Regions from separate parts of the Mus musculus genome. Here regions 1, 2, 3, 4 and 6 are each linked to region 5. A link is a loop called in an ENCODE intact Hi-C map of the cell type or tissue named here. Cell type or tissue: heart. All regions are shown on one strand.

Region 1 (5,000 bases), 69 kb after region 5:
CTAAACAGGTATGAGGGGGTATGCTCTCATCCCCCTTCCTCAGAAGAGGATGCCCTGCGGACCTCAGGTGGAAGCTGCGGGGAGAGCCGGTCTCTCATGAATTGACCATTAAACACCTTGTGTTCTGTTGAGACAGAGCGTGGGGCCAGGAGGATGTCCTGTGCTTTGCACCTTGTTAGGGACTTGTCATCAGTGGCTGTACCTCTGACGTGGCCTCAGGGTTCTGAAGGTTTGAATACCACCTTCTGAGGCTGGTGGCTGCTGCTGTCTGATGGCTGAGAACAGATGGATCCTCAGAGCTGGCCAGACCCCAGCGATCCAAGCCAAGTCTCCAGGGAGGTGGACGAGAATGCTCTCTTCCCTGCTGCCTCCTTTGGGGAGGCTGGGTGTGGACCTTGGGAAGAGCCTTTGCTGCAAGCTGGGCACAGGGCTGTCCCAGAGCCACCGATGCGCTGAACTAAGCAGAGTGTACATGAGATTTGCAGCAGGACAGAACAGGACAGTCAACTTTGGCTTCCTCCCAAACAGGGGAGGGCTTAGTGGAGCCCAGGGTGTGGTCAGAGGAGGACAGTGGCTTTGGTGACCCGAGCAAAGGGTACCACTGTGTAGGGATCTCTCCAAGGACTGCAGTGAAACAGGCCTTGATGAGGCTGAGGCGCAGGCTTCTACAACAAGTTCTTTGATGTTGAAATGAGAGAGCATAGGTCAGGGCAACTCAGGGCCACCCAAGGGCCTGGAGGGAGGGGTATCACTGTCCACCTCAAATTAGAAAGCAATGTTAGGGATGCAGAGGCTGTTCCCCCAGGACCAGGCTATGGGGAGACCTCCCTCTTCTCCCATCTGTTCTTCTCCAGTGAGTCCTTCACAGCAGGGGTGGGATTTATTATTTACTTGATTTTGTTTGCTTTTGAGATAGCCTCAGCTAGCTAGAAACTTCCTTAGTGGCCCAGACTGGCCTTCACCTCATGCAGCCCTTCTGTGTTGGGATTATAAGTATGAACCACCATATCCAGCTTCCCATTTTCTTTAAATTTTACCTTTCCCAGCCTGCTCTGTGTGGGTGTTTTTCTTGCTTCTATGCCTGTGTTCCATGAACCCCAAGAGGCCAGAAGTGGGGGTCAGATCTCCTAAAGTGGAGTTACAGACTTCTGAGCTGCTGTGTGGGTGCAGGGAATCAAACCCTGGTCCTCTGGAAGAGCGATGTTAGGCCCCCACCCTCAAGTCCCTAAAACGGCAGCACTCCTGACAGTGTCCCCAAATGACAATCTGGGCTCAGCTCAGGCTGGACTCAAAATAGAACAAGTTTGTCTGTGGATAAACAAAAGCTTACACTCAGCATTCTCCAGAAGCCTACAAAATGGCTTCTGACTGCCAGGTAGAGCCATTTCCCTAATCTTTCCCTACCAAATGGGGCAAATGTGGCAACTAGTTCCCTATTAACATAAACTGTAACACATATCAAAGCCCCTCTACCACTCTGAACCTCCATGCTGTTCTGGCTAGCTCCTCTCTTTATAACTGGCAAGGCTTTCCCTACCTTTTTGACCCTTGAGAGATAGCCTTGGCAGTTTGAATAAACTTTTCCTTTTCCACCCACAGGAGTGGTCTAATCACTGCGATTTCCCGTGCAAGCAAGTGCTCAGAATTGCTGAGCCATCTCTCTCTGTCCCATCTCATATCCCATCAGGGTATCTGATTTGCCACTTTGCCCCCCACCCCTTTTTTTTTCTTCAAGGTTTTATTGTGTACCCTGGCTGGCCTGGAACTCATTGTATAGACCAGGCTGGTCCTCCTGCCTCTGCAGTACTGGAATTGAAGGTAAATTGCCTTGTATTTTAAAGTAATTTACAGTTTAATCTTCGTTATCAGGACCTGTTCCCCAGATTTTGCCCTTGTTTAACATTTTACAAACGTTCGGATAGGTTTGGCTAACGTTGCACTCAGCAACTACCTGGTGAATCCACACAGGACCAACTGCATGGACTCTCAGCAGGGATAGAGAGAGATGCCTTAGCAGTTCTGAGCCCTCCAAGTCCTGTTGCTCCCCCCAGGTTGGCTCCGGGCCGTTCTGGGCCGTTCTGGGCCGTCCCGGGCGGCTCCAGGCGGCCCCTGGCTCAAACTGCAGAGGTCTGGCCTTCTAAAAGGAGCCTGGACTCCCTTTTCCCCCTCCCTCCCCAATCAGCATCTAACAAAAACTCTTTTGTGATTTTATGCCTGGGGGAGTCGACTGAGTCAACGGCTGATGTGATTCCCGCAGAGCTGAGTCCAAAGGTCTGCTCAGGGTTTCCTTCTCAGAGTCCAGAACCCCGCCCTAGGCCCCGCCCCGAATCTCCGCGCCCTGCTCCGTTTTGCCGGGAAGACCCGGAGCTGGGCTTCTACTGCCCCTGCATGGTGGTAGCATTGTGGTCTAGGGAATCAGAGGGTCACGTGAGACCAAATGAGTAATCTAAGGCTGGGTACTGTGAGCTTGGGGAGACTCGGGGACTGTCGAGAAGGCAAGACTGTGAAAACCAGGAGGCTGTGGGCCCTGGAAGATGGCACGTGGTCTCCTGAAGTACCCCTGGTACAGTAAAACAAGATTCCTACAATGTTATGGATAACCTTTTGTTCTTATGGACATCCTAGAAAGGATACTTTGTTTTGGAAAATAACAACTTCCTTACTGCCAAGTCCCTCATCCCAACCCTATAAACCATTTCAGCCAGCTCCCTCTACCCTCTGTAGACCCCTCAATTTCCCGTGGGAGAGAGGCTGCCTCTTGCTAAGTGCACTAATAAATATAGTGTGTCTTAGCGGTTGAAAGTCAGGCCCCTGTCTTTTCTGCCTCCTGTCCTTTTAAGCTGCTTTAGAAATATCACAGTTGCTGGGCAGTGGTGGCGCACGCCTTTAATCCCAGTACATGGGAGGCAGAGGCAGGCAGATTTCTGAGTTCGAGGCCAACCTGGTCTACAGAGTGAGTTCCAGGACAGCCAGGGATACACAGAGAAAACCTCTTTCGAAAAACAGAAAAACAAAACAAAACAAACAAACAAAAAAAAACAAAAACAAAAAAAGAAAGAAAGAAAGAAAGAAAAGAAATATCACAGTTCCAATAAGTCTTTGTAGACCTGACAGGTTTCCCGGGCTGCAGGTTGCTGAACAGAGTTGTAATAATTTTTAGGATTTTTTTTTTTTTTTTTGCATTTGGACATTCAAGCTTTTTGTTTACTGATATAGGTTAATCACCTGTATCAATAGACTTCACGTTATTTTCATACACAAATATAATGAATTTGACTATATTCCCCCCAATGCCTCCTTGTCCTAATTTACTTTCTGTTCCTATGACGAAGACTATGACCAAAGCAAGGGAGAGAAAGGGTTTACATCATACAGGTTACAGTCCACCATTGATGGCCATCAGAGCAAAGTCAAGGCAGAAACCTGGAAGCGAGCCATGAAGCAGAGGCCTTGAGAAACACTTGCTACGCAGTGCTTAAGGTGACCTTGAGTTACTGCTCCTCACCCCTGCATCTCTTAAATCTTGGGGCTACAGTTGCCACTGTGGGGATGTGACAGGCAGCCCTAACTGCAAGGGACTGTGGTTTCCCCTGCTCAGAAGTGAACTGCTCTATCCCAGTCACCAAAGCTCTCAGATCTGAGGAAAACCTTAGGTACATCCCTATGATGAGTAGAGAAACTTAGTATGGAGCCAAGCATACCCTAGGGACTCTGGGGGCCAAAAGGCTGTTCCTGGGAGATGCAGTAGAGGATAAGAGAGATGGAGTGAGGGGCTTAGCAGTAAGGAAGTACCAATGCAGAGCAAACATTGAAAGTATTACAGTTGTGTGCCCGGGCGAGCCCAGTGGCCTGCAGGTGAGATTAGAATAGGAAAACGGGCCATGAGGTATTAACGGCTGCCTTTTAAAAAAAAATTTAAGATTTATTGTATAAACAAACCAGAAGAGGGCATCAGATCCCATTACAGATGGTTTTGAGTCACCATGCGGTTGCTGGGAATTGAACTCAGGACCTCTGGAAGAGCACTGACTACTCTTAACCTCTGAGCCATCTCTCCAGCCCTAACAGCTACCTTTGCTAATTGCTGTGGGAAAGGGGTAAGATGGTTTCTTTTTATTATTGTAGAACTGAAAAGTAAGAAACCAAGGGAGCTAAAACCATTTTCCTGCCTGGTGTGGATTCCATGGTCAGTGTAACACAGACCTTTCTGATGTTCTTAAGACCCCACCATAACCTCCTCCTTCAGGGCATGATGTTTGGCTCTAAGGCCGTGGTCCTTCTGGGAGCAGTAAGAATAAATTCATGTAATCTAAGCCTTTGGTCTTTCCCAGTGGATTCCACAGCCTCGACCCCACCATACCTGGCTTATCTCCCTCTCATTCGGGTAATTTACCTAAGGACCTTACATGTGGTGTGATTCTACCTCCAAGCTGTTTCCTATCTCTCCGGCGATGAATCTTCTCTTTCTGTAGAAGTGTGAGTTCCTGGGAACCCTTGCTTCTTTCACTGAAGCTTTTTATCAAGACCTTATCTTCATACCTGGTGTTGAAGCCTATTATGGCCAAAGAAGTTCCACTTTCTGCTAAGCATTCATCTTGATACATATCAGCTGATTGTGACCCTGTCGCTGGAAGATAAGTTCCCAGTAACCCTGACTCTGACCCCCACTTAAAAATGTACAGCTATGACTTTCTACCTGTTATGATATGAGTACTTAGCTTCTGTAACTGTTTACACAGCTATCCAAAGATTGTTTTGAGTTGCCTTAACCACTTTACCTGGCAGAACAGAATAGTTTTTGCTTGTTTGCCTGTGGAAGTCCTTCCCCAGGAGCTGGAGAGCTGGAGAGGTGGCTCAGTGGTTAAGAGCACAGGTTGCTCTTCCAGAGGACCCAGTTAAATTCCCAGCATGCACCTGGCAGCTCACACGTGTCTGTAACTTTAGCTCTGGAATTACGTACATTACATTACACGTAGCAAAACATCAATGTACATAAAATA
Region 2 (5,000 bases), 120 kb before region 5:
TAAACAAATGTTTACTTTCCATATTCTAGGTTATAAATAATGTTCCAATTCCTAGTTGATATTCTGACACAAAGTTTAAAATAGTTTGTCAGTCTTTTCAGTGGTTTGTGGGGTTGGGACTGCACACGTTGGGATGTCCAGTCATTGTGTATGTGGGAGGTCAAAGGTCAACCTTGGGCCTTGTTCTTCAGATGCTGCCCATCTTTTCACAAGGTCACTCACTGGCCAGGGACTCTCCGCGTAGGCTAGGCTGGCCGGCCAGAGGGCACTAGGGAATTTCCCATTCTGCTTCCTTAGCAGTGGGATAACAGTCACCATCCAAGGCCCTACCTTTAAAAAACAAACAAGGAGTGGAGAGAGGCTCAGTGGTTAAGAGCACTGACTGCTCTTCCAAAGGTCCTGAGTTCGAATCCCAGCAACCACGTGGTGGCTCACAGCCATCTGTAATGGGATCTGATGCCCTCTTCTGGTGTGTCTGAAGACAGCTACAATGTACTTATATATAATAAATAAATAAATCTTTATAAAACAAACAAACAAACAACCTGTTAAGTTTTTTTATGCATGTATATGTGTGTTCTACCTGCATGCATGGTACACAGGGAGGTGAGAAGAAGGCATTGGATCCTCTGGAACTGGAGTTGCAGACAGTTGTGCGCTGTCACATGGGTGCTGGGACCTGAACCCATGTTCTTTGCAAGAGCAGCCACTGAGCCATCTCTCCAGCCTTGCTCCTGGCTTAAAAGTTTTGTGTTTTTGTGATTATGTGTATTTGTGTGAGTGCACGTTTGCAGAGTTCAGAAGATGCTGGATTCCCAGAGCTGGGGCTGCAGGCAGCTGGGAGCTTCCTGATATGGGGGTTGGGGACTAAACTTAGGGTCCCCTGCAAACAGCAAGTGTCTCAACCACTGAGCTGTCTCTCTAGGCCCTCCAACTGCTTGTTGGTCTCGTTTATTACATAGTCCCTTTCTGAATTTTTCTCCAGTTGCTTAAAGCACCTTTTCACTGTTGGTTACTTCAAGTCAGTATCCAAGCTGCAGTTCAACTTTAAATATTAAGTTGATTGTAGGGTTGGCAAGATGGCTCAGCAATGAACGCACTTGCTGTCAAGCCGTCCCAGGACCTACACGGGAGAAGTAATGCAGCCATCCCTCCAAGTTGCCCTCTGACCTCCACACACACACAGTGGTATGTGCACACTTTACACATACACTCAATGAACAAATGTAATTTCTGAAGAGTCTGCTCTGTTCTTTAACAGTCACCTACTCCCACCCTCCCTATACACACACTTTCCCCTCTCGCTGTGGCGGGAGCACAAAGGACCTTGTGCTCACAGATAAGCCCTGGGGAAACCAGGAGTGTTAAGCAGGTTTGTCTCTCTCCAACAGGAGACATGTGTAACCTGTCTTTCTACCCAGAAGGCTGGAGTGGTGGTGGTCAACAACCTGGTGATTTGTGTGTTCTGAAGAGCCAGGCCACACCAAGCTACCACAGCCAGGACCTGAGATACTTAGTAGTCCAGGTGACCTTTGTGTTATCTGTATGGCCAGATCCCCACAGCCAGGCCCAGAGGTGGGATCCTCCCCTAGTCCCGTAAGATAACACATGTGGCCTCTCTCTAGAACCCATCTTCATAAAGCTTTTTTCTAAATTGTACTGTATACTTGCTATAAACCCTCTGGGTCTGACTCTAGAAGTCTGAACCAACATTGGCTGACTAAGTGAGGTTGAGACAGATTTTCTTCTTGCCTCCTGTGGGTTGTTACTTTGCAGGCCCTGGCTTCTGCAGTCACCTCCACATTCATTGATTTAATGGCTTGATGATTTGATTAATTGCTTCATCTTTGTGTCCAGGGTCCCAGTGCTTATTACTGTAATCTGAACTGGTTCTCATGATCTTCACAGACACAATGAGAGAGAAATGAAGGCATACGAATGATAATAGCATGCTCTACATTTAATTACACAGGCTTTGTTGAAACCAGAAGATCTGTGAGACTTCAGTATTGTTTATTTTTTGCCTGTAGTTTCCAACTCCTCTGCCACTGGAAAGCTTTTCTGAATCATTAAGCGGCTTTCTACTTACACTGTGCTTGTCAGGACTGCGGTAATCCAGTCTGTCACTTTGGTACTTACAGTCATAACGGCTTTCTTTCCTGAGGCTTTTAAATGATTTGTTTGGGTTTTATTATAGTGGGGGAGGTGCAGTGCCCTCAGAAGCCAGAAGATGGCACCAGATCTCCTGGCGCTCAAATTGCGGGCATTCCTGAGCTGGCATCCAAACTCTGATAACTTGGATAAGCTCATTCTGCTAAGCCATCTCTCCAGCTTCCTGAAGCAATTTACATGCACACACACACGCATGCGCGCGCGTACAAACACACACACACTCACACACCCATACACACAGACACACACGGAAACACACACACACACACACATACACACACACTCACACACCCATACACACAGACACACAGACACATACACACACGCACACACACACACACACACACACCCATACACACAGACACACACGGGCGCGCACACACACACACACACACACACACACTGTTTTTTAAAGAAATGTTTCTCTGTATCTCCCTGGCCATGCTGGAACTCACTCGGTAGTCCAATCTGGCCTTGAACTCAAGAGATCTGCCGCCTCTGCCTCCTGAGTGCCGGGACTAAAGGAATGTACCACACATGCCCAGTCTGATTTTGTTTGTTTGTTTGTTTGAATTTTGTATAGGTTTTAGCTCTAACTCAGACTAACCTAGAACTCACTGTATAACCCAGGCCAGCATGTAATTTGTGTCTCAGCCTCCCCAGGGTTGGCATGCACCACAATGTCTGGCCTATGGATGTAGAGAATAAAGGTACTTGGTTTTGTGTTTTGTTTTCTTTGTGGATAAAAGGTCTTATGTATAGAAAATTCCAGGAAGTGCATTGAAAAACAATCAGAACTAATGTAATGCGCTTGACATAGCTACAGGACACAAATAAAGATACAAAAGTCAGGGTATTTCTTTTTTAATTAACCAACTGAAAATGAAATTAAGAAAACAACTGTATTTAAAGTAACATCCAAAATAATAAAGAAAAAGCAAAAAGAACACAAAAGTTACATTCTCCAAACTACAAATTCTGTTTTGCAAGGCTCAGAAAGGCTGGGTGGGGTAGATCACACTTGCAATGCCAGCACACAGGAGGCAGAGGCAGGGGGATCAGTGTAAGACAGAGGCCTGGACTATAATAGATGGAGATCTGGGATAGCCAGGGCTCACAGCAAAACTGTCTATACACGTAAAATTAAAAATAAATACAGACAGCAAAGAAAACTTAAGTAAAAGCTAGGTGTGGTTCATGTGTGTAGTCCCAGCACTTGGGAGGTTGAAGCAGGGGGATTGCTGCAAGTTCAAGGCTAGCTTAGACTAAATAGTGAGCTCCAGACTAACCTGAGCTATGTAGCAAGATCCTATCTCAAAACAGTCAGAAATTCTGCTCTATTCTATTACGTGTATGAACTTTGAAAAAATTCTAGTGAAGCAAGCCAAGCAAACACATACTGTGCTCCCGCACACAGGGGGTATTTAACACAGCGAAGTCAACCAGGAGCAGAACCAACTGAGCGCTCTAGGCGTGGGGAGACAGGGAGATGACGCTGCTGTTTAACAGGAATGGAGGGAAATGGGGAAATTGCAGAGTCTGGCTGTGTGGGGGCAGGAAGCTTATTGTAACTCTACTTTCGATTCTTTTTTTTTTTTAACCCAAAACTACCCTAAAAATTATCTACTTTATAAATGGTCTAGAAATGGTGGCTATTTAGTTTTTTGAGACAGGATCTTTGATATATGTGTGACTGTAATATGTAGGTGCGTGTGTGTGTCCTTTGCATGTGACTGTAATATGTAGGTGCTTGTGTATGTCCTTTGCATGTGGCTGTAATATGTAGGTGCATGCCTGCATGCACAAGCAGAGGCCAGAGAGGCACCAAGTGCTTTCCTCTATCTTTATCCACCATATTCTTTTAACACAGTTTATCTCACTGAACCAGACGTGTGCCATTTCTGCTAGGTCAGCTGGCCAGCAAGATCTGAGGATCCACCTGTCCCCACCCTGAAATGCTAGGGTTACAAGGACATGGGGCCACACCTGGCTTGTTAGCTGGGGGCTGGAATTCAGACTCAGGGTTTCGTAGTCACAGAACAAACATTCTTAGCCCACTGTGTGTCTCCCCAGTCCCCCAGTTATCCTTCCTAAACCCTCTGTGCTAAGCATGTCTACCTCTCTTCCCTGTGTTTCTTGGAGGAAGGGTAGGGAGTAGCAATTTTATTGTGAAAATAATGCCTGTTATTAAATTCCCAGTACAATTGTGTAAATTAACAGAGACAAAAAGCAGCCATTGAGCTGGGCGTGGTGGCGCATGCCTTGGGAGGCAGAGGTAGGATCTTTTCTGAGTTCGAGGCCAGCCTGGTCTACAAAGTGAGTTCCAGGACAGCCAGAGCTATACAGAGAAACCCTGTCTCGAAAACAAACAAACAAACAAAGAAAACAACAAAAAGCAGCCATTGTACTGTCTTAAAATTCAGACTCTTTTAAATTTCTTTTATGAGAAACCAGCTTATGTTTAATCGTAATATTTTTAAATTGTACATTTATTTATTTATTTATTTATTTATTTATTTATTTACTTATTTATTTATTTATTTATTTATTTGACATCTTCCCTCCCACCCAATAGGTAGACCCTTAAAATGACAGGAAAACAGCACCAATCACAGGTTGAATAGCTTAACAAGTTCACCCCTTCCGTTCCTATATGGCACTCCCAGTATTCCTTAAAACACCAGTGGACCTGGCAGTGGCCGGCACACATTTCAACTTCAGGGCTAAGAACCAGAGGGTCATGATATTGAACAGAGCTGTGTAGCAATGGGGGAGGGGGAGCTGGGGGTAGCAACCAGAAAGTTCCAGATGTCAGGAAAGCAAGAGCC
Region 3 (5,000 bases), 190 kb after region 5:
TTTCCGTGAAGGTTCAGGATAATCAACAACACACCTTCCAGGGCTCGGAAGGAAACGCGAAAATCTCTACGGGTCTAGGCCCAACGGCCCAAGGTCACGCCAAATGTGAGGCTGAAAAATTCCAAGCAATGAGCCCCCTGCAGAGCAGGGCAACCGTGCCTAGGATGGAGTCTGGGCTAGGGAACACTCGCGCCCGATCTTTAATGTGAACCCCAACTGAATGCAGCAGCTCGGTGGGCAAACCCCAGAGTGTTTTGGGGGCCGCATTTTCTCCATCTCTCCAGCCTCCCCCTTCCTAGTCGCCCCCACACTCACATCTCCGGAGCCACTTCATCCAATGGTAGACGATTGTACTGTGGTGTTTCTTGTTTTCTATACACCAGGACGACAAGCCTTGAATGGATTCCATGGTGTTGGTCACCGACTGGAATTTTCGATCCAACGAAGACTCCAGGGCCCCTGCGGACGAGGCCGACGAGGAGGAGGCCTTACTGCTGCCTCCGCCGCCGCCGGCCGCCATCTTCCCCGGTTTGCACAAGCGCCTCTGGTCCTCTGGCGGCGGCGGCGGCGGCGGCGGCGGGAGCGGGCAAAACAATCAGTGCGAGTGCGTGAAAGCAGCAGGAGGGGAGGGCGGCCAGGGGGTGGGGACGCTGCACGCGCTAGGCTCCTCTGGCGGCAGGAGGGCTAGCTGCTGGGCGCGCTGGCGGCTCCCACACGCTGCGAGGAGGGGCCGCGGCCGCGGAGGACTGTCAGTATGGCTCGGGGGTGGTGTTTAAACCGGGAGTCGGGAGACGACTACGGAGGAGACAGAACCTGCGACGGCGCCGACAACTAAGGCTTTTAGCCTCTACGCTCCTCAACTCTTAAGGCCCTTCCCTCATCCCGTTGGCCAAATTCCGGTGAGCCCAGGGCGGCCTTGGTACCGAAGACGAAACGCTACTCCGCCGTCCCTTCGGCTGCAGAGAGCTTTGCCTTTAGATTTTCTACCACAGGAAAGGCCCAAAGCTACCTAGGCAGAAAATTTTCTTTCTTTTTTTTTTTTTCTTTTCTTTTTTTTTTTTTTCTTTTTTCTTTTTTTTTTTTTTTTTTGCAACGCAATAGCAGCAATAGACCAGCAGAAGAAATGCGCACGCGCACGGAAGCCCCGCCCCTCCGCTTCCTCCTCAATCTTGAGCACGGGGGCCGAGGGGGCGTGATGGCGCTGCGATTCGACCAATCAGGGAAGGGGGTCGGAGAAGCGCGTCGGGACCTGAAGGCGGAGGAGGCGCTGCGTCTCTCTGTGCGCCTGCGCGTTAGGTCTGCGCCTAGCGGGTTGGGAGGAAAACCTGGGGAGGCAGGATTGAGGCGCTCCGGAGCCTAGGACGTTACTAGACCCCAGTTCAGTGCTCGGCCCTGCTTTTGGCTTCATGGCGGGGTTGCTCCCTGGGAGCCTTTAATTCACACTAGGATGGGAAATGCCCACCGTTCTGTGGCTACTGTTTTTGACAGCTGCAGCTGCGTTCCCTGCCACCCCGCCATCGGGGACCTACACGCGACAAAATGGCTGGCACGTCTTGCGGAGTGGGGGAAGACGCGCATGCGTCAGGCCCTGTTAGCTGTTCTCTAGGCACTCCTTGACTAACCTATGCTACACGCCCGACTGCGATGACACCGTTCACAGCCAGCCGACCGACTGCATTCTAGAAAGAGGGAATAAAAGTTAAACGAAAATTTCTCTGAAAAGTCTTCGAAGCGAGGAAAGAGTAATTGACAAGGTGTGGCTTCTTTGCTAGGTAGTAACATCACAATTTCGTAATGCGTTATAGGTTTGTTTTTGTTTTTTCGAGACAAGGTTTTTCTGTGTAGCCCTGGCCGTCCTGGAACTCACTCTGTAGACCAGGCTGGCCTCGAACTCAGAAATCCACCTGCCTCTGCCTCCCAAGTGCTGGGATTAAAGACGTGCACCACCACTGCCCTGTGCGTTACAGTTTACAAGAGTCTTGAGTATTGTGTTTATTAGCACAGCCTCAAATTAACCATTATGGGCTGGAGAGATGGCTCAGCACGTAGGAGCACTGACTGCTCTTCCAAAGGTCCTGAGTTAAAATCCCAGCAACCACATGGTGGCTCACAATCATCCTTAATAAGATCTGACGCCCTCTCTGGTGTGTCTGAAGACAGCTACAGTGTACTTAGATATAATAATAAAGAAAATCTTTTTAAAAAATTAACCATTACATTCTCATCTGCCTGTGTGAATCTTTTGAGAAGATTGGACGTTCATGTATTCCTATTGAACACAGGAACTTCATTTTAATTATGCCAACTCAACGGAAAGGTTTTTGAGGCAAGGAGCCTGTTTCATCATTTAAAATTAATATCTCTGTGCCAAGAACTGTTTTAGGATTAGGGAAATGATGGCAAAGCAGACAAAAATTACTCCGCCTTGATTTGGTATCAGGACCAAACCACAAGCATGTGTCAGGGAGTAAGGAGTCATAAAGAGGTATGGAGTAAGATTAAAGGAGAAAGACTGTGTATATGAATAATGGTGTGATCCAGTTTTTAAAAAGAGATTGAGAAAAAAGCAACCAAGCACATATGAGGGGAGGGAAGAAGAGCTGGCAAAAGAACACCAAGTGCTGAGTCCCTAAACCAGGACTGTTGAAACATTTTAGAGGAAGAAGAAGGAAGCCAGTGTGACTGGCAGAGGATGAGAAAGCCACTAAGATAAGAGACAGAAGAGGTGAGAAGCAAAGAGGGCTCATGTAGGGCATTGAAAGCCACTGTACTGACTTTGGGTTTGTTTTTGTTTCTTTTGAGCTAAAGTTTCTCTGTGTAGCCCTGGCTATCCTGAAACTTGCTCTGTAGAGTCTGGCCTCCAATTCAGGAGATCCTATCTCCTTGCCTTCCAAGTGCTGAGGTGGGTTTTTTGTTGTTGTTGTTTGTTTGTTTGTTTTGGTTTTCCGAGACAGGGTTTCTCTGTGCAGTCTTGGCTGTCCTGGAACTCTGTAGACCAGGCTGGCCTTGAACTCGGAAATCCACCTGCCTCTGTCTCCCAAGCGCTGAAATTAAAGGTGTGAGCCACTACTGCCCTGCCAAAGTGCTGAGATTTAAAAGCCTGTCTGCACTTTGGATTCTCTTTCTTTCTTCCAAGCTTTGATTTTTATTACTTATAAAAAGCTGCATATTTATTTTGCTTTCTGACTCTGTACTTGTGCTTTCACCACAATTTTCTGCTCCTCAATAAGGAAAGCCAGCTTGATCCTGTTCCAGACACACTTAGCTCACACACGGAATCACCATAGACAGAGGTCCTAAAATTCAGTTTCCAACAACCACATGAAGGCTCACAGCCATCTGTATAGCTACAGTGTACTCATATACATATTTATTAATAAATCTTGTTTTAAATTTTACAACACTTTTAAAGACCTTAATGATCCTACAATCAAGTTCTCATTCTCTGCAATGAACATTCTGATGAGCTGAATGGAAGTTTGGTATTCCAAATAGAAAAGAGCTGTGGAAAGAAGGAACAACTAACAGCAGATTGTTTTCAAGTTATTTTCCTTCCAAGGTTAAAAGCAGGACTTCCTTATCATACCAGCTGAAAATGACCTGCTTGGAGATTTCACTCTTACCTCTTTACTGGTTTCTTGGGAGATTAAAATAAACAAGTTTCACTTGATCACGTAGGCCTTTAATGTGACTCCATTTTGATTTGGTTGAGCAATAGCCAGCCTTCGGTAAATTCTAACCATCTTTAAATGAAACAGTAAGCAAACTCTTTTAATGGGGGGGGGGATCATTTTTGGGGCAGGTATGTCTGTCTATGTCTGTGTTCATTTACTCTTACATGCAAGGGGAGGACTTCACAGATCTTGCTGTTTTATCCCTTGTTGTTTTGCCTGTGGCCAGCAAGCTCCAGCCATCCTCCTATCTCTACCCTATAGAAGCTGGGCTTCTGGATTTAGACTCTAGCTGCCACACCTGGCTCGCCTTTTTTCTTTTTTTTTTTTTTTTTTCTTCCCAAAGAAATAGTCTAATTGTGCTGGGCAGTGGTGGTGCATGCCTTTAATCCCAGCACTTGGAAGGCAGAGGCAGGCGGATTTCTGAGTTGCAGCCTGGGCTACAGAGAGTTCCAGGACAGCCAGGACTACAGAGAAACCCTGTCTCGAAAAACAAAACAAGCAAAAACAAACAAACAAACAAACAAACAAAGAAAAGTCTCACTGTGTAGTCTTGCCTGGCTTGGAAGTGTGTAAACCTGGGCTGGGCTTTAAAGAGAAACACGCACCTCACATTTCATGAACGATGGGATTTACTGAATGCTTTGCCACTGCCATTTGTGGTCTTAAGCATTCCATTTTTCTGGTGGTGTAATGGATTCAGAGCAAGACTGTAGAGCTCAAGAGTAGTGTAAACAAAGCACGTCCCATTTTTTTTTTTAAAGTGAGGTGATGTTTACCATTAGCCTACATGAATACAGGACAGCAAGGGAATACACCTGATGTTATGTCTTATCTTTGGTCCTGTGAAGAGTCAAGACTATTCCTCCCAGGATTTGCCTTTCCTGTGCAGAGATTGTGGACATGCCAGGCATCCCCTTCATGTACTGACTTTCAAGTGCATTCACTTATCACAGCTTATGCAATTCTTTCTAGAAGGCCACCTCGTGGGAAGAACATTCTGCACTCTGCCATCCACGGTTCACAGTATATTCACAGCTTTCTCACACAGACTCCCACACAAGATATCTAAATATCAGACTGCTTGCCCAGGCATGGTGGTATATGCCTTTAATCTCAGTACTCAGAAGGCAGAGGTAGACAGATCTTTGAGAGGTCGAGGCCAACCTAGTCTACATAGTGAATTCCAGAACAGCCAGAAATTCAGGTGTTTTCACTGGCAGCTGAGGTTTCAGAAATTTTGTTCTGGGGATTTTTGTTTTTTTTTGAGACAGGGTTTCTTTGTGTAGCCCTGGCTGTCCTGGAACTCACTTTGTAGACCAGGCTGGC
Region 4 (5,000 bases), 140 kb after region 5:
ATTCTCAGCATCCACATTGTAGAAGAGAAACAATTTCCACAAGTTGTCCTCTGACCTCCATAAGCATGAAGGCAGATATAACCCCTCCTCTATAAAGAAGTGAACTTAAAGAGAGAGCTGTTACTTATATTTTGTAAGACAGGAAATTCTTTTGGTCTTTTCTACATTTATTTTACCTCAACAAGCTGTGAAGTCTTTTTTTTTTAATTCATCAATAGAACTGTGGAAGACAAAAATAAAGTTCTAAGAAAAAAAATCTCTTTAAAAGACAGGGTTTCTTTGTGTAGCCCTGGCTGTCCTCAAACTCCAGAGATCTGCCTTCCCCTTGCCTTCTGAGTTCTGGGATTAAAGGCATACACCACCACCACCTGGAAAAAATTTTCTTTCTTGAGAAAAAAAATAAATAAATAAAGCCTTAAAAAACTATATTGTGTGTATGTGTGTGATAGAGAGAGAACAATTTTAGGGAGCTGGTTCTCTTCTTCCACCACGTGGGTCTCAGGTAGTCTGCTTTGGCAGCAAGTAGCTTTACCCACTAAGCTATCTTGCTAGCCTCTGAAAGATTTTTGTTTATAGTGTTGAGTAAACATGAGCATTTATGTTTTAGCATACTGAACGGTTAAGGAAAATTCCATGGGGCCAGACAGACAGCTCAGTGATTAAGAGCACTGACTTCTCTTTCAGAGGTCCTGAGTTCAATTCCCAGCAACCACATGGTGGCTCACAACCATCTGTAATGGAACCCGATGCACTTTTCTGGTGTGTCTGAAGACAGCTACAAGTGTACTTATATAAAACAAATAAGTCTTTTTTTTTTTTTTTTAAAAGGAAAACTCCACTTATTTCCCCCACGAAAATGGAATTTTTCCCTTTTTTCCATGATCTTTCTATGTAGCCCTGGAACTTGCTCTGTTGACTAGGCTGGTCTTGAATTCATAGAGATCTACCTGCCTCTACCTTCCAAGTGCTGGGATTGCAGCATGCCACCACACTTGGCTAGGAATTCCACTTTCTAAAAGCAAAAGAAAAATGACAAACTCTGCTATTCCATAAGGAGGTATTTTTTGTGTTTTTATTTCTTATCCTGTCAGATCTGATTTCTTCAAGTGACAAGAAGGACAACTTGCAATCTGCAGAGCAAAAGGAACTCTATAAATACCGTGTTGCATCTATAGGAGAAACTAATATACGTGACTTCAAGATTTTCTGTATCTATATAGAATGACAACAGAAAGTGCAAAGTCAAAAGCATCAAAATCTCTTGAGCTGTACACAATCAAATATTGTAGATTATCATCAATATTTTGTGCCATAAAAAAGAAAAAATACAGTGCACTCATGTAAATAAAATAAATCTTTAAAAAAAGAAAAAGGAAAACGAAAAAACAGTAACATCCCACTGCAGCATAGGCTAGCCTGTAACTGGGGATCTAGTCTTCTAAGAATTGGGATTACTGGAAACATCAATTCTTAATTGCTAGTTCCAACAGAGAAGGGTTTCAGAAGGTCACTGGATCTTCTATTTAGTTCTGTAAAATAAAACTCTCTTTGAATGACTACTGAAGAAGCAATAGTAATAGACTGTCCCAGAACAGTTCAGGAACAGAAAGTAATAGCTATTTATATGCTCTACTCATAAGGACAGGGTTCCTTACCTTATCGCTGCTGATATTCTAGCATAGATACATTTTTTTGTGGTTGGAGACTATTCTATGCATTATAAGATATTCAACGACATTTCTCTGACATTGACCCATTAGTGCTTAGGAGTTTCTGTCCCAGTTGAAACAAACAAAAGTATCTCTAGTTATTACTAAGTGTCACCTAGAAGTCCCTGGCTTTAGCAACGATACAGATCTGGTATTTACAATTAACTGCATCATTATACTGAGATGTTTAAGAAGGTTGTGTAGGAATCTGGAAAATAAGAATTGAAAGATCAAGTGATTCATGAAAAACTGAGGCAGTTGTATATACAAGACAACTGAGAAAGCAAAAAATAGAAGTTTAAATGAGGCAGAGACTACAAACAGAAGGGAGAAAACAAGATATATAGGTTATGTTTGATATAGGTTATAATATTAAAACTCAACACACACACTACCCTGCACTAAGAGCTAGGGTTAATGTAAGCTACAGTTGTGCCCTGCCGTAGGATGGAATATTATTAGCAAACCAACAAGTCTGGCTTCTAGTCTCAGTTCATCACACATCAGACGAACGCATTACCTTAACCAACCACATCACCTCATGAGCTTGGTCTCCTTACCTGAATGGGAGGGTGTTACTAGATAATATTTAGAGTCTGTTTTAGTGTTGACATTTTCAATTCTATAACTGCTACCTCATAAATGATAAGTATAAAGACAGTAATGAATTAACTGTATTGTACATTTCATGACTTTGGATTCCTCTGAGTTAGAATTCAAGGTTACCCTGGAGACAAACATTCACAATTCAAGTCCCTCTGGCACATGTCAGTTTACCTTGGAGTGCAGGGGCTGACTGTGTCTGGGTTTTAGAAAGAGCAGAGAGAATGCTCTCTGGGGTGATCTCCACCTTTGACAGGATATTTGCCAGAGGGTTGTGAGATGGTGTTGTGGCAGGTGCAGGTGTTTTCAGGCCACTGCTGAGGTTGCTGGGACTGGTAGGAATTCCTGGAGAAGGTCTTGATGCAGAACTGACCCCTGGTGGCAGAAAGATGAACTCAAGAAAATGCAATACTCAATTCATGACACTTTCCAGTCAATGAAAGATTGTTTAATAGTAATTCTGGTTGACTGATCCACAAACAGTGCCCATTTTGACACATACAAAGAAAAACATCTGAAAATATGAACTGTTGTTTCTGTTTGGAATATTCTTAAAACAAACAAGCACTATGTTATTTTCATGCACATTCCTTGGTTTTCAGAGCGGCAATCTGTTTCTGCACCCACGCTGCTCAGCGAATGCAGCAGGACGACAGGATCAGAGGCACTACCAATGCAGAGCACCTTCACTGCATGTCTATGGGAGTGGCAAGGGTTTTCCTCTTACACAGCCTTTAAGGTGACATTATACAAATAAATTCCTTTACACTGTTACACTTCAAAGCACAGTAAAAAGGTAAACGCAGACGCAAGAAAAACATTTGGTTTCTTAAAATGTGACCAAACCACTATGAACAGATGTTTTACAAATAAATATAAGTGAACAAATGAAAAAAAAAACTTTAATTAAAATATTATCTTTTCAAGATTGAACGTGACAATGGAAAAGGTTAGGAACAATTAAATTTCCAAACACTAGGTATATAAAATAGTATACTCTTAGATAACAATTTAAAAAGCTACATGCTGTCTTTTGGTTTTGTGTTTTTTAAACAGGGACTCACAATATACCCCAGGCTGGCCTTCAATTCTTACTCTTCCTGCTTGGCTTCCTCAGGGCTCAGGTTACAGGTGGTAGCACATCTAGTTCACATGCCCCCAAATACTACCCTGGGCAGGGTGCAGATGAGATACAATGCTTCTGTCTGTCCTTCTGCACCTGCGTGTGCAGTACAGTCCTCCTGTCACTATTATCATTGCTAGTGTGTGGATGATGTGGGTTAGAGGAGAATTTTGAGGAGTCACATCTCTCCTGCCACCTGTACATGGATCCTGGAGATTCAATGTAGGTCTCATCAGGTTTGCATGGCAAGGACTTCAGTATTCTTTATAAAATGAAAAGCTGAAAACATAGTAATGTCTAATAACAAGAATTACCATATACTACAATAGCCATTAAAGTTGATGCACATGACTTTTCTTGTGTGTGGTACATGCACAGTTATACACTCCCACATTGTGTGTACCTGGAGACCAAAATGACACCGTGTGCCTTCCTCTGTCACTATCTAATTTTGGGAGATTACGTCAATCACTGAATCTGGAACTTCAGGTTTCTGCTAGACTGGCTGCTTCTCCCCAGTATCTACCAGTGGGTACTCACTCTCAACAGTGGAGCTACAGGCACACACAGCTAAGCCTGGTTGTTGTGTGGGTGCTGGCAATCTAAGCTCAGGCCCTCAGGCTTACGAAATCAAGCACTTCACTCACAGAACCATCTTCCTACCCATCTCCATCATTTTTGTCCAGAAAGGGCCTCATGTAGCCCAGGCTATCCCTGAATGCCTCATATCCTGCCTCTTTTCCCAAGTGCTGAGATTTCAGGTGTGTGCCACCACAACCAGCTGTTTAAATGAATATTTAATAACTAAAAATTTGTCATACATACTGAAGTTTTAAATAAGCTGATTTAAAGATAATATAGGCAATGTTTCAATTATTAAAAGAAAAAGTATTCTAAATATCTAATCTCTCAAATCCACATACATGTATATATATGTATATATGTGTATATATGTGTGTGTGTGTGTATATATATATATATGTGGTTTTCTTTGGTGTAGTAATATTATTTTTTGGCTTTTCTAAGGTGTCCATCCATTTTTAATGTATTTTTAATGAAAAAATTGTACTAATTTCACCACCACCACCAACAAAAAAACCCCACTTTGCTGGTTCAATGAAACAAAGACGGAAATCAGTGGCTCAGCATCATCAGTGGCTCACTTACCCGTATTTTTCATGACTGATGTTAGGCTGCTAAGGATGGAACTGATCTTTGCCAGATCCACATTTGCCAGGTTTGGCAAAACCAAAGTTGGGGAAGGGGACAGAAGTGCAGTGCTCAGAGGCTTCGGGAGAGGTGGAGCTGCCGTCGTGGGCACAGACGGTGGGGCACACGGTGAGGCTTTCGAGACACTTTCTGTTGACTTGGTGGGCACACCAGTGGAGACAGCAGGTTTCTCCACAGGCTTTTCTTTCCGGTCCTCCACTGTTTGAACAAACAAAGGAGATAATTTTATGACATAATATTTCCTAATTTGAGGGCACAAAGTTCTACACCACTTAGTTTTATGCCTCAAAACAAAACAAACCAGTTCCTACCAGCCATATTCGGCAGCTCACAAC
Region 5 (5,000 bases):
AGAAATAGGGAAATCAAGCTGGCTTGTCATCCCAGCTGTTCAACAAACTGAGGCAGGCTGGTAGCCTGGGCTACAGAGTGAGTTCACAGCTGGCCTTGGGAATTTAGTGAGACCCTGTCTCAAAATAAAAAGCAAAGATAGGGCTAGGAATGTAGTTCGTATGTAGAATACTTTCCTAACATTCAGAAGACCCTAGTTTCAACCTCCAGTAATACACATAGTAGTTAGTGTGTACACATACACACAATGAGCTGGAGATAGGGATGAGAAAGGGGAAAGGAAATCAGAATCAAATAGTGTCACTCTTGGATGCCAAGGAACAAGCTGCACTTCTCAGGCTTGCTTCTTAGCATGGAAGCATCATTTAAAAATCTAAGTGCATTTGATTAAATCCAGGCTACTTAGTCCACTCCAAACAAGTATGTGGTTTGACCCTGGCCTCTGCCAGTCAGCACCTCAGTGCTGAGGTTCCTCTTCACCGCTGCCAGTGGCTGTGCACTGTGTGGCTCCTGTGAGCCTTCACTAGGAAACCTCCGGTTATTTGATGTCTCAAGAATTGTCTTCCTGTTTACCATGAGTATATTGAAAAGGGAGAAAACGTTCTGATTATGGATAGGGAAAGACTAAAACTTTCTTTTTATTTTCCCTCCTCCTTTTACTTAATATTCAGGCATATACAAGGTAGTTTAGTGAAGTATTTGGAGAAACCATGGGGTCAAGACTGGGATGGAATTTACGAGCTTTCCCCTTTTACTTGACTGGTTTTTTTTTTGTTTGTTTGTTTTTTGTTTCTTCCTTGTTCGTCCACAGTGGCCAAGTTGAGTGATGCTTCCTGGGGCTCCACCAGATCGTGAGACGCTGCCCACTCGGGTCCTGTGCTGGCTCCTGCCCCTCCCTGCTTTTGTAGCCAGGGGTCAGGAGGTGGCCCGGGTGCAGGCTAGAGAGGCAGAGAACCTGCCCACTGGTGTCCCAACACATGGAGCCCCTTGGGCTGAGCACCAAGACCTTGAACTTTTTTTTGTTTTGTTTTACCTTTTTTTCCAAATAACTGTTGGAAGAAAACTCATTGAGATCCCAAGGGTGGGGTTGAAAGGATGGAGTGAAGATGTGGGGGAGTGAGTGAGGGTTTATGACTGATAAAAAAGAAGTTTCCTACCGTTCTCCTGAACCTCTGGGTTGCTGTGGTTGACTGTAAGGTGAGGGATGGTAAGGGGTTCAGGTTCAGCTCTGAAGAGAGAAGCACTCTTTGAATATGGCTAGTGATCTAGTGTCAGAGAAAAGGAATTGTGTTCTTTAAAGCAGACGAGGTCTCTCTGGTTCTGCAGAACAAGTTGAGGATTTAGGATAAACTGTTCCTTTTAAAAAAATGCTGTCCTTGAAATAGGTTTGCTGTGTGGAGAAGGGCAGTGAATGGGGAGCCCCACAGAGCCCTGGGGAATTTTTTTCAGTATTTAAAATAAAACAACAAAAAATACCCACGGAAAAAACCAAAACTAGACCTGTTGTGAAGCAGTTGGTGTGTTTTCTTGGGATTTGGGAGGTGAAGAGCGATACTGGAGGTGTGATTGAGGGAAGGTTGGTGTGGGCCCCTGAGTTTGAAAGGGGCTCTGACAAGGCTCATTACATTGGGAGAGGGAGCAGGAATGGTGGACACAGATGACTGGTGGCCTTTGCTGGCTTCTGCCTGTCCTTTATAGCTAATTCAAAAGATATGTCACCTTATAGAAAATGAGAGATTTGGGAACTTGGTTAAATGGTGTGCTAACACCCAAAGCTTAGTCCAGACTCAGCAAGAATGGGGCCCCTTTTCATTCTTTTTCCCTTCAGTTTCTATTCCTAAGTTCTGTTTGTGTGGGAGAAGTGTGAGTTATTAGTAATAAGCAAAAGAAACTGGCCTTTCTGTCCCTGGCCCCACATCATACCCTCCCCTGTCTTCCTGACACCCTGCCTCTGAAAACCGTTTGGAGGGAAATGCAGGAGACAGAGCTGACTGAAATGTCCAGTCTTCTGGGGTGGGGTCAGCTCTATGTCGAGAAGAAGTCTGCTCTCAGTGTCTTAGTCAAAAGCGTCCCAGGTGAATTTATAACTGTTTAAGATGCTTCTGACTTTCTTCTCATTTAGCCAGGGGCTTGTGATACATCTCAATAGTTTGTCCTGCTGAGCGGTGAGCCCAGTGGGATGAGAGCCCATTAAAAAGTGTGCTGGGCTGGACGAGCTGACATGCATGCCTTGGGAAGTGGAAGCAGGGGAGCAGGAGCTGAAGGTCATCATCAGCTGCATAAACACGAAACCCGAGATAGGGAAGTGCTTGCTCCTAAGCCCTGAACTTCAGAAATAGAGGCAGAGAATTAAATGGTCAAGGCTCTGTGGTACAGCTCCATCTCAAAAAAAAATTGGTTGGTTAAGGGCACTTGAAAAGAAGCCTGAGTTTGATTCCTGGGACCCACAACAATGGAATAGAACTTACTCTTAGTACCCAGTAGAGGGCACTGTCACACGCACAGTGACATGTGAACACCCAACAACACCAACACATGCCCCCCCCCCCCAAAAAAAAGAGAGAAAGAGAGAGAAGTTTACTATGTAGCTGAAAGAATAATACTTGAAAAAGGTCAGTGCTCTGACAGGAATAAACCCAAAGCTGTTGATCCCTGTGGGAGCGCTGCTGGTCCTACGTGGAGTCCAGGCTTCTCAAGCCTATCAAATGCACATGGCTGGGTAGTGGTGAAGCTGTCTGTCAGAGCTTCCAGGTAGTCCAAGTTCATTTCCATACAAGTGAGGAAGTTGGGGTTTAGAAAACAGCAGGCCGCCGGGCATGGTTTTGCACACCTTTAATCCCAGCACTTGGGGGGCAGAGGCTGGTGGATTTCTGAGTTCGAGGCCAGCCTGGTCTACAAAGTGAGTTCCAGGACAGCCAGGGCTATACAGAGAAACCCTGTCTCAAAAAGCCAAAAAAAAAGAAAACAGGCCAAGGAAAAGCTTGTGTACTGTCTAACCCATGGTGATATAAACTCCTGGCTGTTCTGGAGTCTCCGTTTCTTAGTTGGGCTGTAACCTTGAAAGGCCTTTGGATGCCTGTATACCACCAGTATTTGGGGTTGGAGAGAGCTCAGCGGGTGATACAATTGCTGTACGGGCCTGAGAACCTGGTCCACCTCAGAACCCTCATAGCAGTGGAAACACAGAGCTGACTCCTCAGAGTGGCAGGCACACACATGTAATAAAATTATGTTTTAAATGACGGCTGGACTGTAGCATGGTAGCACACACCTTTAATCTCAGCACTTGGAAAGCAGAGGCAGGTGGATCTCTTAGGGGTTGAGGCCAACCTGGTCTTTGTCATTGAGTTCAGGCTCCCCAAGAGCTACATAGTGAGACCTTGTTTATAAATAAATAAGGGCCAGGAGTTTGGAGGCTGAGGCACGCAGACCTCTGAGTTCAAGGGCAACCTGGGACACATAGTTCCAAGGCTACACAGTGAGACTCAGTCATAAATTAATGACTGCCATTTATTCTTTATTCATACAACAGACCCAAGCAACTAAGGTAAACAAATTCAATAACCAAACCTTCCTTTGTGTTTTGTTTTTTGGTTTTTTTTAAATACATTCTTAGGTAACCTAGGCTGGCCCCAAACGTGACTCCTGCCTCCCCATCCTGTGTGCTGGTTAAAGACACACTGAATGGACACAATTGGCTCTGCTGAGAACTTCAGCCAGGTATTCTCTGAAAGAAGTGGGTGAGTTGTCCAGCTGCTCTAACACAGGTGGGCTGTGACTATGATGACAAACCTGTCAGCTGAGCCATGGCCTACACAGAGTAGCTGGAGTCGAGTCACTAATCCACTGGTCCTCACTTTAGCTAGTGTAGCCTATACATAAAAAAGATAGAAGCCAGGCAAGGGGGCAGACACCTGTAACCTACTTCTCAAGACTGGCAAGAGGTTTGCTGTGAGTTCAAGGCTAGCCTGGGTTACATAGTGAAACTGTCCTCCCCCGCCCCCCCCCCCAAAAAAGTAATGATACATCCTTGTGATCTTAGCACTGAGGAGGTAGAGATAGGAAAATCAGAAATTCAAGGCCAGCCACATGCCAGTAATCCCAGTTCTCAAAGGCAGGGGTAAGAGAATGGTCTACATAGCAAGCCGCACCTGTTCAAGCAGCTCTTACAATGCCTGGGAGAAAACCAGAAAGTGAAGGGAAGGTCTCTCAAAAGAATGCTGTGTAATATAAAGTGGAGCCTGCCGTGCTTATGGGAATAAACAATGGGGATAAAACTTGGGGAGCCCTGTATGTAAGGCCAGACAGAATTAAGCATTACAGTCATGAGAACTACGGAACACACGTGCTACATACAAGCCTGAGCCTTGAAGGGGAGGGAGGGCTTCAGTGGTCCTGATCGATGGCCATTTACTAGGTGCTCAGAATATGCCAGGCACTGTGCTAAAACATAGGTGCTCTCAGTGAGATGACACTGGTGAGAAACTGCAAGGGAATAAATTGACATGATAGTGTTACGTTGCGCAGTGGTGGTCCATCTGCAGGGGATAGAAACAAAGGATAATTCCCACATCTGTTTGAGAAGTTGTAAAGCACCAGGCCTAGCAGATGATTGGGATCATCTTACTTAATCCTCCGTTGTTTAGGGGAGTCTCCTGTGTCCTGCTCTGTAACTGCAATTCCAGGGGATCCTACACCATCTTCTGGCTTCCGTAGGGATGGAACACAAATACAGTGCAAAACAATACAGTGCACATGCATGTGTACAGGGAAAACACGTATACACATAAAAAGGGATGGGGATACAGGCATTGTAATACATACTTGTAATCCCAGCAATTGGGAGGCTCAGGCAGGAGGATTGAAAATTCCAAACAAGCTACACCATAGCAAGACTGTCTCAGAAAACGAACCGCATGTGGAGGCAAATGTATGTATCCTAGCACACAAATGCAGGAGAATCACACATTTGAAATCAGCTTGGTTTACATGTCTGGAGGG
Region 6 (5,000 bases), 120 kb after region 5:
AGCAAAAGAACAATTACATTTTCCTGTTTAAAGATCACTCAGATAATTAGGCACTGTGCTCACCATATGGGAGAAACTTACCGCTTTGCCCTCTGGGGAATCAAATGTCAGAAATCTGAGGTGACAATCTGTCTCCAAGGGTCGGTCCAGATCGTAAAGTTCTCCATTTACTTCAGCAGCCACTGCAGTATCAGCCAGTGTTACACTGTAGCAGTAGGAGGGTAGTGGGAATGAAGACAGAGTTGTTACAATCCCCAGGGCAGGAGGCTGACTTTTCTCAGCAACTCTAATTTGCTGAGTGAAGTTTCCAGAGCAGTAAAGATCTGCTGTTTCTTTTCCCAATGTATCCACTACATTGGGAAGGGCAGAAATTCTGAAACTATAAAGACAAATCCTTATAAAAAAAAAGTCCTCATCCTACCCTCTATTTTAAAGACAGGTCTTGCTGTTTGGCCCAGGCTGGCCCTGAATTCTGAATCTTTGACCTCCACTTTCTGAATGCTAAGATTACAGGCCTGTAGCACTATGCTTGGCAAGAAGGACTATCTGAGCGTAGGGGTTCACACCTGCAATCTTAGCACATGGGAGACAGGGTTTCTCTGTGTATCCCTGGCTGTCCTGGAACTCACTTTGTAGACCAGGCTGGCCTCGAACTCAGAAATCCCCCTGCCTCTGCCTCTGCCTCTGCCTCCCAAGTGCTGGGACTAAAGTCGTGTGCCACCACGCCCAGCCTTTTTTTTTTTTTTTTTCTTTTAACAAGATGCTTTTCTGGGGGAGTAGGTGTGCATTCTTCCTCGGGAGTCAACAATCATGCCTTTAGAAGAGGGTCTTTCTTTGGCAAAGAGCATCGCCAGCAGGCTAGGTTGGCTGACCAGATTACACGCACATGTCACCACACCCTTTTTATTTTTAACCTGAAACTATTATTTCATTTATTTATGGGTGGGGCACACATGCTACAGTGTGTGTGTGTGTGTGGGGGGGGGGTCAGAGGACAATTTTTAGGAGTCAGTTTCCTTCCACAAATTCATATTTCAGGTCCTTATGCTTGTGTGGTAATCAATTAAATGACTGACTGACCCCCCCCCCCAACCCTAACCCCCTCCCTGCCCAAAGACTACACCTTTCTGATGGGAAACAAAGAAAAAGAAAAAATGTAGCGGGACAATGGTGGCGCATGCCTTTAATCCCAGCACTTGGGAGACAGAGGCAGGCGGATTTCTGAGTTTGAGGTCAGCCTGGTCTACAGAGTGAGTTCCAGGACAGCCAGGGCTACACAGAGAAACCCTGTCTCGAAAAACCAAAGAGAAACAAAAAGATGCTTTCATTTTCTGACCGGGTGCAGAAAAGGACAGAAAAATAATTCTTGTAGGTAGAAAGGCTGGCTTGATACCTGATCTGATGGGCCAGTTGGTAAGGGGTTGTGTTCCATGCAACAGCATCTACCTTCTGGCCTTCAGGAAGTGATATCTTAATAGCCCGGGCTTTCTTCTGTGTCATACTTGCTAACTTTTTCACGTGAGCGGTCCATAGCTCCTCAAAAAGGCCAAATCGTTCTGCCAACCAATGTGGAGGAGTTGGTGCAGAGGCCTGGAGGAAAAGGCACGTTAGGAGGTATCGCGGGCTTATTTCCACTACTCCGGAATGGGGTCGTAGGGGTTATGGGTGTTTAAGAAGCATTGGTTTTAAGGTGGAAACTGGGTGACACTAGGTCTTAATTTGGGGATTCAAAGGAACCGCACATTTCCGAGTGGGGCAGCAGGGTCCAGGAGGGGCTGGACAGCCTGCCCCCTTGGACTCCGCTGGGCTAAATGGTTGGGAGCTTGGCGTACCTCACGCACGGTGTGGAGCTCGCAGCGGCGGAACTCTGGGAGTGGGAACCCAAGCCGGCGCCACCTCAGACAGAGACCCATGCTGTCTCAAATCGGTACCTCCATGCTCCGATCACCGCTTCTTCCTCACCAGGCTCCTCATTGGCTTCTAAGTCAGTAATATCCTTTCCTATTGGATAACATAGCCGCCATTCCGGCCGGGCACCACCCCCAGGAACTCCGCTGAGGTAGAACCCACACAGCAGCAGCCGCTCTGGGAAAGGTTCCGGTTGACCGGAAAGTGGAAGCTGTTGCACACACCTGCAGTCTGGGTTCCCAAAGTGACAAGAAGGCATCCAACTTTGAGGACAGGGCATACCTCCTGGGGCAAGAATGAGAGAAAAACAGGAAGTGGAAGTTAGTCATTTTCCTTTAATTATAAAATTTATTAAACATTCTTAAAGCTGACAAGAAACAAGTACAGACACTGGAACTAAACATTTAGTGTAAATCCTGGATCTGGCATTAAGTAGTTTTTTTTTTTTTAAGTAAACTTTCTGTAATCTCGATTTTTTAATCTATAAAACAAGAATAAAAATATATGTTCCATTCTGAAGGTACATTTTGTGTAAATTGCTCATCTCGGTGCTTGGTATATGATAATTAGCACCAGCAGCAAGACACTGGTTTTGTTGTTGTTTTTGTTCTCTTTTTCCCCTAGGCTGTCCTGGAACTCACTCTGTAGACCAGGCTGGCCTAGCACTCAGAAATCCACCAGCCTCTGCCTCCCGAGTGCTGGGATAAAAGGCGTGCACGCCCACTGCCCGGCTTGCAAGACACTGTTATTACCACTGAATGTAACAACTCTAAGACTATCTTGGTGGTCATTCCTTTGCAGTCGTGGTGGAGGGACTTTAGAGACCTCTTAATGTCACAGATGTGGAATTTAATCAATCAATCATTATTGCGTGTGTGTGAAGAATCTTTGAAGGCGTGGGCGGCACAGTTTTGTAGGTCACATGCTACCTTTCTGTGGCCACTTCTGTCCTTTCACTTTACATGGGTCTTAGGGGTCAAAGTCACGTTGCCAGGCTTGGGCAGTAAGTACCTGTTATCTGCTGAGCCATCTTACAGGTCTCAGATGTGGAATTCAAAGATTACAGAAGGTAGTTTAAGGTAAAAAACATGCGTGCCGATGAATCTGCAGTGTGCACTCTTCCAGCATACCTTGTTCTTTCCATAGTTTATTTCCAATAGACTCCCTGACCATCTTAGAGACATCCAACATCTTGTTCTCTGTTCCTTACATAAGCCTTTGGTCTCTCATCAGCACCCCACCTTCATCTTTCTTTATTCTTTCTTTGATCTCTCTCCATTAAATCTCAGATGCAGGGCTAGACATATTAGCTTTACACAGTAAAAACAGAAACACGGTCAGATGTGTGGAGAAGCATAAAGGGAAATGAACTTATTAGCACCCTTATTAACTCAAGTAGTCCCTCACCTGGGGGTGGGGACACTTAGTCCATTCCCAGATTGCAGTGGTGATGGGATCATGGGGTCTTGTGGAAGAGTTGTCAGAACAAGCTGCTTAACCTAGGCTTCCAAAGCCCAATGTTCGTTCTGCCTGAGGAGGGCAGCTGACTTGAGTCATAGGCCACTCTGGGGCTCCATCTTCTGATATGTTAGACATCCTGAAATACAAAGAAAGAGACAAGGCTGTGGGGAGGAAGATAGTGTGTGTGTGTTCTTGTGGTCAGAGTGCAACATTCACAAAAAATGGCAATGGCAGACCTAGATTTTTTTGTGGCACTATAACAGAGGCAGGGTAGCGTCATACTGCAGACAACAATCTAGGAGGTGCTCAATAAATATATGTTAAATATGTACTGATCATGTAGTGACTGTAAATTTCAAAAGGTAGAGATTTTTGTCACTACTTTTTAAATTATTCTACAGTGTCCTTTTGTTAGGATCACAGGGAGATACCACCCGGGAATGACAGCTTCTTACACGCATCCTTTAACATTTACTATGTGCAATGCACTGGGCTAATGCTGACCAGCTACCAACATCACGCAACCTGCAGTGGAAGGAATGTTGTGTTATTCCCTCACCCACTGTAGCAAGCCAGGTATCTAAGGCCAATACATACTTGTTCTCCTTGAACATGCCTTGGCTTCAGGAGATATTAAGCTTTTAGTCTACCTGGAAAACACCTCTGCAACTTTCTTGCTCACCCCACTCTTGCCTGCCAGGATCCCGAGATGTGGCACTATTTCACAATTCCATCTTATTCCAAGAACAACTCTGTCAGTAGTGTTCTTATGTTCCCTTTAAACCCTGGAAAATTATCTCAAGGCCAAGTCCTAGTCTGTCCAAGCCACAGCCTGGGTTGCTCAGAGTCACATCACTTCTCTAAGGCCAGACTCATAATGGGTCATGCTTGCTAACATGCATTTCTTTCCTTTTCCTTCCTGAAGCACATGGCCCAGACACTTGTGCCCACAGGACTTTTAGAGTGAAGTACTTTCAAGAAAAAAATCAAGAAATGTGGTGTTTCCTAACTTGTTCCTACAGACTAGCTACAGACACTGAGTAAATGAGGTCCACAGGAGGAGAAGGAAGTCTGCAATAAAGGGCGCCCCAAATCCTTAATTAAAATAAAGCAACTTCTCAGGTTTCTTCTACTTTTAGACCAGGCATCCTCACTTGGTCAAAGTTTTGGTTAAGATATTAATTTTAGGGGCCAGGCGTGGTGGCACATGCCTTTAATCCCAGCACCTGGGAGGCAGAGGCAGGCAGATTTCTGAGTTCGAGGCCAGACTGGTCTACACAGAGAAACCCTGTCTCAAAAAACCAAAAAAAAAAAAAAAAAAAAAAGATTCATTTTATAGGTTTAAGCTACTTGTAACTATCTCCAATGGATACTTTTCATTTTATCAGGATCAGTACATAGTCCCAAATTCATTTTAGCTATTAGAACCAAATTCTGCTTACTAGCACCCAAAATGTGAAAAATTGTTGCCACTTTTCCCAAGGGACATTGGGGCTCAGAGTCTCAGAAATGGTAACTTTGCCACTCTTACAGCTCCAGTCCCTAAGACGTGCTGGTAATTCGGGTTTAAAAGACTATTCAGTATTGTCTGTGTACGTTCTAACATGGGGCCAGCTTTATACTTTTATTTC

Evidence for each region. Peaks named below come from ENCODE experiments on the same cell type or tissue, not always from the same donor. Only the 100,000 strongest peaks of a DNase experiment are listed, where the experiment ranks them.
Region 1: a loop joins it to region 5, with 2.7 times the contacts of the local background. A loop is called at or near these places in 2 of 42 quality-filtered maps.
Region 2: a loop joins it to region 5, with 2.4 times the contacts of the local background. A loop is called at or near these places in 4 of 42 quality-filtered maps.
Region 3: a loop joins it to region 5, with 2.3 times the contacts of the local background. A loop is called at or near these places in 3 of 42 quality-filtered maps.
Region 4: it touches region 5 in a loop (7-fold over the local background); 7 of 42 quality-filtered maps call a loop at or near these places.
Region 6: a loop joins it to region 5, with 2.5 times the contacts of the local background. A loop is called at or near these places in 8 of 42 quality-filtered maps.

What each region holds. Positions count from the first base shown.
Region 1 is chr3:95,700,010-95,705,009 of GRCm38, forward strand. No RefSeq gene overlaps it. Among named protein-coding and RNA genes, the nearest start is that of Adamtsl4, 15 kb to the left of the region's middle. In heart, a CTCF peak has its summit at 2,396; DNase peaks (open chromatin) are centred at 302 and 2,332; H3K4me3 peaks cover 1,069 bases; H3K27ac peaks cover 2,416 bases.
Region 2 is chr3:95,515,416-95,520,415 of GRCm38, forward strand. No RefSeq gene overlaps it. Among named protein-coding and RNA genes, the nearest start is that of Gm40096, 6.6 kb to the right of the region's middle. In heart, a CTCF peak has its summit at 2,207 (motif pointing right); a DNase peak (open chromatin) is centred at 3,656; H3K27ac peaks cover 4,181 bases.
Region 3 is chr3:95,818,232-95,823,231 of GRCm38, forward strand. Rprd2 (regulation of nuclear pre-mRNA domain containing 2) reads right to left here and starts at 722. Exons shown (of 11, transcript NM_001368178.1): 1 at 316-722. The coding sequence starts at 520. It overlaps Gm29948 (a long non-coding RNA gene), which reads left to right and starts at 649. Exons shown (of 2, transcript XR_375854.4): 1 at 649-899; 2 at 1,489-3,670. In heart, CTCF peaks have their summits at 696 and 2,129; DNase peaks (open chromatin) are centred at 20, 700 and 1,220; H3K4me3 peaks cover 2,673 bases; H3K27ac peaks cover 2,314 bases.
Region 4 is chr3:95,769,510-95,774,509 of GRCm38, forward strand. It overlaps Rprd2 (regulation of nuclear pre-mRNA domain containing 2), which reads right to left. Exons shown (of 11, transcript NM_001368178.1): 9 at 4,603-4,863; 10 at 2,487-2,687. Among named protein-coding and RNA genes, the nearest start is that of Tars2, 17 kb to the left of the region's middle. In heart, a CTCF peak has its summit at 2,701 (motif pointing left); no DNase peak of the experiment used is centred here.
Region 5 is chr3:95,630,622-95,635,621 of GRCm38, forward strand. It overlaps Ensa (endosulfine alpha), which reads left to right. Exons shown (of 4, transcript NM_019561.2): 4 at 811-1,496. The coding sequence ends at 826. Among named protein-coding and RNA genes, the nearest start is that of Ensa, 8.1 kb to the left of the region's middle. In heart, a CTCF peak has its summit at 2,450 (motif pointing right); DNase peaks (open chromatin) are centred at 870, 2,230 and 2,690; H3K27ac peaks cover 389 bases.
Region 6 is chr3:95,752,926-95,757,925 of GRCm38, forward strand. Tars2 (threonyl-tRNA synthetase 2, mitochondrial (putative)) reads right to left here and starts at 2,052. Exons shown (of 18, transcript NM_027931.3): 1 at 1,833-2,052; 2 at 1,394-1,590; 3 at 82-205. The coding sequence starts at 1,913. In heart, no CTCF peak of the experiment used is centred here; a DNase peak (open chromatin) is centred at 2,016; H3K4me3 peaks cover 1,626 bases; H3K27ac peaks cover 1,369 bases.